Linked DNA regions of Homo sapiens: region 2 is linked to region 1. Evidence: read pairs that join two places in POLR2A ChIA-PET (ENCODE). Cell type or tissue: Caco-2. All regions are shown on one strand. Links, peaks and the distances in the headings refer to the core of each region. The heading gives the core; the rest is flanking DNA.

What was found. ChIA-PET counts read pairs that join two places held together with the same protein. Peaks named below come from ENCODE experiments on the same cell type or tissue, not always from the same donor. Only the 100,000 strongest peaks of a DNase experiment are listed, where the experiment ranks them.
Region 2: POLR2A ChIA-PET joins it to region 1 with 5 read pairs; 7 of 35 experiments call an interaction of 5 or more read pairs at or near these places.

The regions. Positions count from the first base shown.
Region 1 is chr1:212,043,560-212,046,367 of GRCh38, forward strand. DTL (denticleless E3 ubiquitin protein ligase adapter) reads left to right here. Exons shown (of 15, transcript NM_016448.4): 3 at 1,101-1,199. Among named protein-coding and RNA genes, the nearest start is that of DTL, 9.2 kb to the left of the region's middle. In Caco-2, for the core only: no CTCF peak of the experiment used is centred there; no DNase peak of the experiment used is centred there.
Region 2 is chr1:211,916,595-211,919,402 of GRCh38, forward strand. No RefSeq gene overlaps it. Among named protein-coding and RNA genes, the nearest start is that of LPGAT1-AS1, 87 kb to the left of the region's middle. RefSeq lists an enhancer at 50-219. In Caco-2, for the core only: no CTCF peak of the experiment used is centred there; a DNase peak (open chromatin) is centred at 1,507.

The DNA of each region.
Region 1 (2,808 bases), core at 238-2,737:
TGGCTCACACTTGTAATCCCCGAACTTTGGGAGGCCAAGGCGGGTGGATCACTTGAGGTCAGGAGTTCAAGGCAGCCTGGCCAACATGGTGAAATCCCATCTCTACTAAAATTGCAAAAAATCAGCTGGGCGTGGTGGCGCACCCCTGTAATCCCAGCTACTTGGGATGCTGAGACAAGAGACTCACTTGAACCTGAGAGGCAGAGGTTGCAGTGAGCCAAGATCGTGCCATTGCATTCTAGCCTGGGTGACAGTGAGACTTCATCTCCAAAAAAAAAAAAAAAAAAGAAATAGAAGTATTTGTCTCCACCCATAATAGTTTGAGAGGAAAGAAAAAGTTGTGACAAGGAAATTTAAAACTAATAGACTCCTTATAAAAATTAGCCGGGCATGGTGGTGCATGCCTGTAGTCCCAGCTACTGGGGAGGCTGATGCAAGAGAATCGCTTGAACCTGGGAGGCGGAAGTTGCAGTGAGCTGAGATCACGCCACTGCATTCCTGCCTAGGTGACATAGCGAGACTGTCTCTCAAAAACTAATAGACTATTACATAGTCATGATTGTGGTAAAAATAAGTAAATAAAAATATGGTTAAAAAAACTAATAGACTCAGCCTGCTGGCAGCCTACATCATCATATGCCTTTGTTTGCCATTGGCCAGTACCACTCTTGTTTTAAGTACTACCCTCGATTTAGCCCTTCTCTAAATAAGAGATTATCTGAAGAAAATTTTGGTGGTTTTGAGTAAGCTTAAAAATTTTTGTAGCTAGGCATGGTGGCTCACGCCTGTAATCCCAGCACTTTGGGAGGCTGAGGTGGGTGGATCACTTGAGGTCAGGAGTTCGAGAGCAGCCTGACCAGCATGGTGAAACCCCATCTCTAGTAAAAATACAAAATTAGCTGGGCGTGGTGGCGCATGCCTGTAATCCCACCTACTTGGGATGCTGAGGCAGGAGAATCACTTGAACCCAGGAGGTGGAGGTTGCAGTGAGCCAAACTGCACTATTGCACTCCAGTCTGGGTGACAGAGCAAGACTCCGTCTGAAAAAAAAAAAAAAAATTGTGTTACTCTATATATTTTTTTCTTTATTTCTGCTTTAGCTCCCAATATGGAACATGTACTAGCAGTTGCCAATGAAGAAGGCTTTGTTCGATTGTATAACACAGAATCACAAAGTTTCAGAAAGAAGTGCTTCAAAGGTAAGTCTAGGTCTACAATTTTTGTTTTAACATTTAAAAAACTTTACACATCCTCAAGTATATTATTATTTGAACACATTCTGTTTTAGTCTGTCTTCTGTTGCTATAAAGGAATAACTGAGACTGGGTAGTTTATATAGAAAAAGTTTACTTGGTGTGTGATTCTGCTGGCTAGAATAGTAGACATCTGGTGAAGGCCTCAGGCTGCCCCCACTCCTGGCAGAAGGCAAAGAGGAGCCCATGAATACAGAGGTCACATGGCAAGAGAAGGGTGTACTACCAAGCTCTTTTTTAACAATCAGCTCTCCAGGGAACTAATAGAGTGAGAACTCACTCATCTTTTCACCTCTTAGGGAGGGCGTTAATCTGTTCATGAGGGATCCACCCCCATGACCCAAATGCCTCCCATTAGGTCCCACTTCCAACTTTGGGGATTAAATTATAACATGAGATTTGGGAAGGGACAAACATCTGTAGTATATATAACACATTCCCAATGATATTAACTTCTGATTAAGTCTTTTTAGGGACCAGATTAGATGTGAATGGTGGACTGCCTATCTGTCAATAACTGTTAACTGTGACAATGCCTTTACTCAAAGTTAAGAAAAATACTTTTTAGGATTAAAAACAATTCTTCAAAAAGTTAAATCTTTAACACTTAATGTGATTAGAGAAGTGTTGCTTTAAAATACTTATATTAATCAAGCATTTTTCATGTTTAAAGCAAAGTTCTAACCTTAAGAAGCTGATAATTTGGAACCCATAAGTCAAGTGTTGAAATAACTGAAATAAAACAAAGACTATAAATGATGTAGAAGTAGAAAGAAAACACACTGGTGTCAAAGAGAAAGCTCTCATGTAGTAAAGAAGGCTAGGAAAACTTACGAAGCATGGGGCATTTGAGTTGGATTATGGTATTTAGACCAGTGGAAATGGAAGGGGGCACTCCAGGTGACGGGAAAAGCATTAGCAAAGGTCTAGAGATAGAAAAGCATAGGATATAATAGGAAGTGACCAATTTGTTTGGAATAAGGTATCGAGAACAGTGAGAGATGAGGCTTGCAACCAAGATAAAGACTAAAGAATGCAAAATGTTGAATGTCAAACTAAAGTATTTTACATTCCATTCAGAGAGCATCATGAAGTTCTTTTTGTTTTTGGTTTTGTTGTTGTTGTTGTTGTTGTTGTTGTATTTTTGGTAGAGATGGGGTTTCACCACATTAGCCAGGCTGGTTAACTCCTGGCCTCAAGTGATCTGCCTGTCTTGGCCTCCCAAAGTGCTGGGATTACAGGTGTTAGCCACTGTGCCCAGCCAGTATCATGAAGATTTTTGAACTGGAATATATTTCAGAAAGATTCCATTGTAGAGAATATATTACTAGTGAACTCATGGAAAGGAATTTGACATCAGATGGTAGTAGTTCTCATGTGGTAATTAAGGGAATGTGTAATTTCTGTGAGTCCACAAATTCTCTTTGCTCATGCCAAAGGGTGCTGACTACTGATTTTTTATGTGTGCATCTTTATTTTTATTATTTTAAGTTCCAGGGTACATGTGCAGGACATGCAGGTTTGTTACGTAGGTAAACATGTGCCGTGGTGGTTT
Region 2 (2,808 bases), core at 158-2,657, 130 kb before region 1:
ATTTTCTGAACACTTCCCCCTTCCTTTGCTGTCAATCATTTTCATTTTTTACTTGAATGAGTCTGAGTCACAATCCACCTTTTCCAGGGATTATCTCATTTTAAGCTTTTTCTTTTTTTTTGAGACAGAGTCTCGCTCTGTCACCAGGCTGGAGTGCAGTGGTGTGATCTTGGCTCACTGCAACCTCCACCTCCTGAGTTCAAGCGATTTTTCTGCCTCAGCCTCCTAAGTAGCTGGGACTACAGACACACACCACCACACACAGCTAATTTTTGTATTTTTAGTAGAGACGAGATTTCACCATGCTGGCCAGGATAGTCTCGATCTCTTGACCTAGTGATCCACCCGCCTCGACCTCCCAAAGCGCTGGCATTACAGGTGTGAGCCACAACACCCAGCCTCATTTTAAGCTTTTTCTTACGCCACGTTGCAACCTGAAAGGCTTTGTCCACTGGACAAAGCATCAACAGACACTTAGAATACAGAGGGCTCTTTTTTAGCCCTTTGCAATCACATGACGTCCAAGGGCTTGTCACTGAACCAATGTAACTATCTAGCACAAGAGCAGAAAGGAATCAAATCCAACACTCTCATTGTATAGATGAGGAAACCAAGGAACAGTGAAGTCAAGCAACTTTCCCAAGGTCATTACCAGAACAAGAAAGGAAGACACCTTCTACAAGGAAAGAGTATACAGATGGTACATTTTAGGAAGGGCACGGCCTGTGGAAGGTGCTAATTTCTAGATGCTACTTTAGAGTATGACTTTGATTGATTACTTGCAAAAGTAGACCTATGCTTGTTAGTTATGCCTCTTTCACCTGCTACTCCTCCACAGTTGGTCAAGACCAAGCCCTAGTCATCCTTATTGATTGAATTAGGAGCAAAATCTAGGTTCTAGTCCTCCTAATTCTACTACTTACAAGTTGCCTCACCTTAGGAACGCCATTTAACTGCTGTCTCCTTATTTTCCCAGTCTGGCCTTGTCCTCACCGTTGTGGGGTATCAGGCAAGATAAAGCACACAAAGTCTCTCTGCATGCCGGAGAGCATTTTGCAGCATGAGGAGATGTTTTCTGCCCCACCTATGTACTAGAATCCTCCAAGGAGCCCGTAATGTGAGTGTAGGGGTCAGGGGCAGGCTGGTGACTGGATGCTTTTGTTTAAGTTCCACCAGTGATTTTGATGCACATCCAAATGTGGAAACCACTGACAAAGTACAAAAGACAAACAGGAGAAGAGAAATAAATTGTGAGCTAAAGATGCAGGCATGTTTTAAGCTCTCTTTAGAGTGGATAACTAAGGGCCAACTTAGAGAACAATTAAATTGCCCATCTTTTTCAAGGTACCTGAAACCCTAATCTCAAGTCCCTTTTTTCTTCCTGGAAAAGATGTATATGACTTCAATTACATTACTTTTCTTACCTAGCAATCTAAACACACACTGAAGATTTCACACGCACACACACACACACACACACACACACACACACACACTTCGTGAATCATCTCTGCCTGGTTGCATGCTGAAGTCAGATTCCGAGTAATGTCTGTTATTCTTTAACCTCTGAGTAATCACTCTGGCCCTGGTCTGCTCTTTATCGTCCAGGAAAACAATCTGATCAAGCCTTGGATGATGGATTCATAGTTGCTCAAGTCTCCAGAGTGCTGTATAAACCAGACTATTAATTTATTCCATGGGGATATTCTGTGAAAGTCCTACTTCTCCTTTTTAATAATTGAGTGGCCTCGAGCAAGTCACTCAATCTCTCTAGGTCTCTAAGATGATTATGATCACTAAGCATCACTCTTTACAAAGTATTTCCTTCTTTGTGACATCTCTCTTTAAAATGTCAGTTGAATGTTCTCAGAAACTTGTTGCAGTGGGCATAACATTAAAGAAAATGGGTAAGAATGAGAACAATGAATTTAAGGAACATTTCATTCAGTCCATGGGACACCAGAGTGGACAGCTGTGACTTGTGTCTGCTCAGCACTTCTTCTGCTCTTCAGGGGACAGAACTTCCTTCCATGGGGGAACTGCTCCTTTCTTCTTCCACCTGGTTGTGAGGAGGCTGCTGATCAAAGGACCCTGGCCTCCTCTTCTTCGGCCACAGGGGTGGGCATGTGACCCTGATTCAACCGTAATAACAACCTACTCACCTAGCCACAGTGATTGATCTGGGAATTCATCCAAGGATCAATCTGAAAAGAGAGAGAGAGAGAGAAAAGAAGAAAGAAAGAAAGAAAGAAAGAAAGACAGAAAGAAAGAAAGAAAGAAAGAAAAGAAAGAAAGAAAGAAAGACGGAAGGAAGGAAGGAAAGAAAGGAAGGAAGGAAGAAAGGAAGAAAGAAAGAAGGAAGGAAAGAAAGAAGAACAAGAAAGAAAGGAAGAAGGAAAGAAAGAAGAAAAGAAAGAAAGAGAGAGAAAGAAAAAGAAAGAAAGAAAGAAAAAGAAAAAGAAAGAAAGAAAGACAAAGAAAGAAAGAAAAAGAAAAAGAAAGAAACAAAGGGAAAGAAAGAAAAAGCAAGCCAGGGATTTTTCTAAATTAAGCTTGTAGGGAAAAGTATCTTCCCTTTCTGGTCAAGGCGCTTTATCAATATGACCCCATGTGCCACATGAGAAGGCTGGGAGGACAAGGCCACCAGCCAGAAGGAAGAAGAAATGAGGCAGTGAGAGACAGAGATGGAAACAAGGAAAGGGTCTGTGGTGTCGAGTTCCCAGGTCTGACTCTTCCTGGCGTCATCTGGCAATTGTTCTTTTGATTCCTCGAGCTACCCCAGAGCTTTCCCCAAAAGTCACTCTCTCT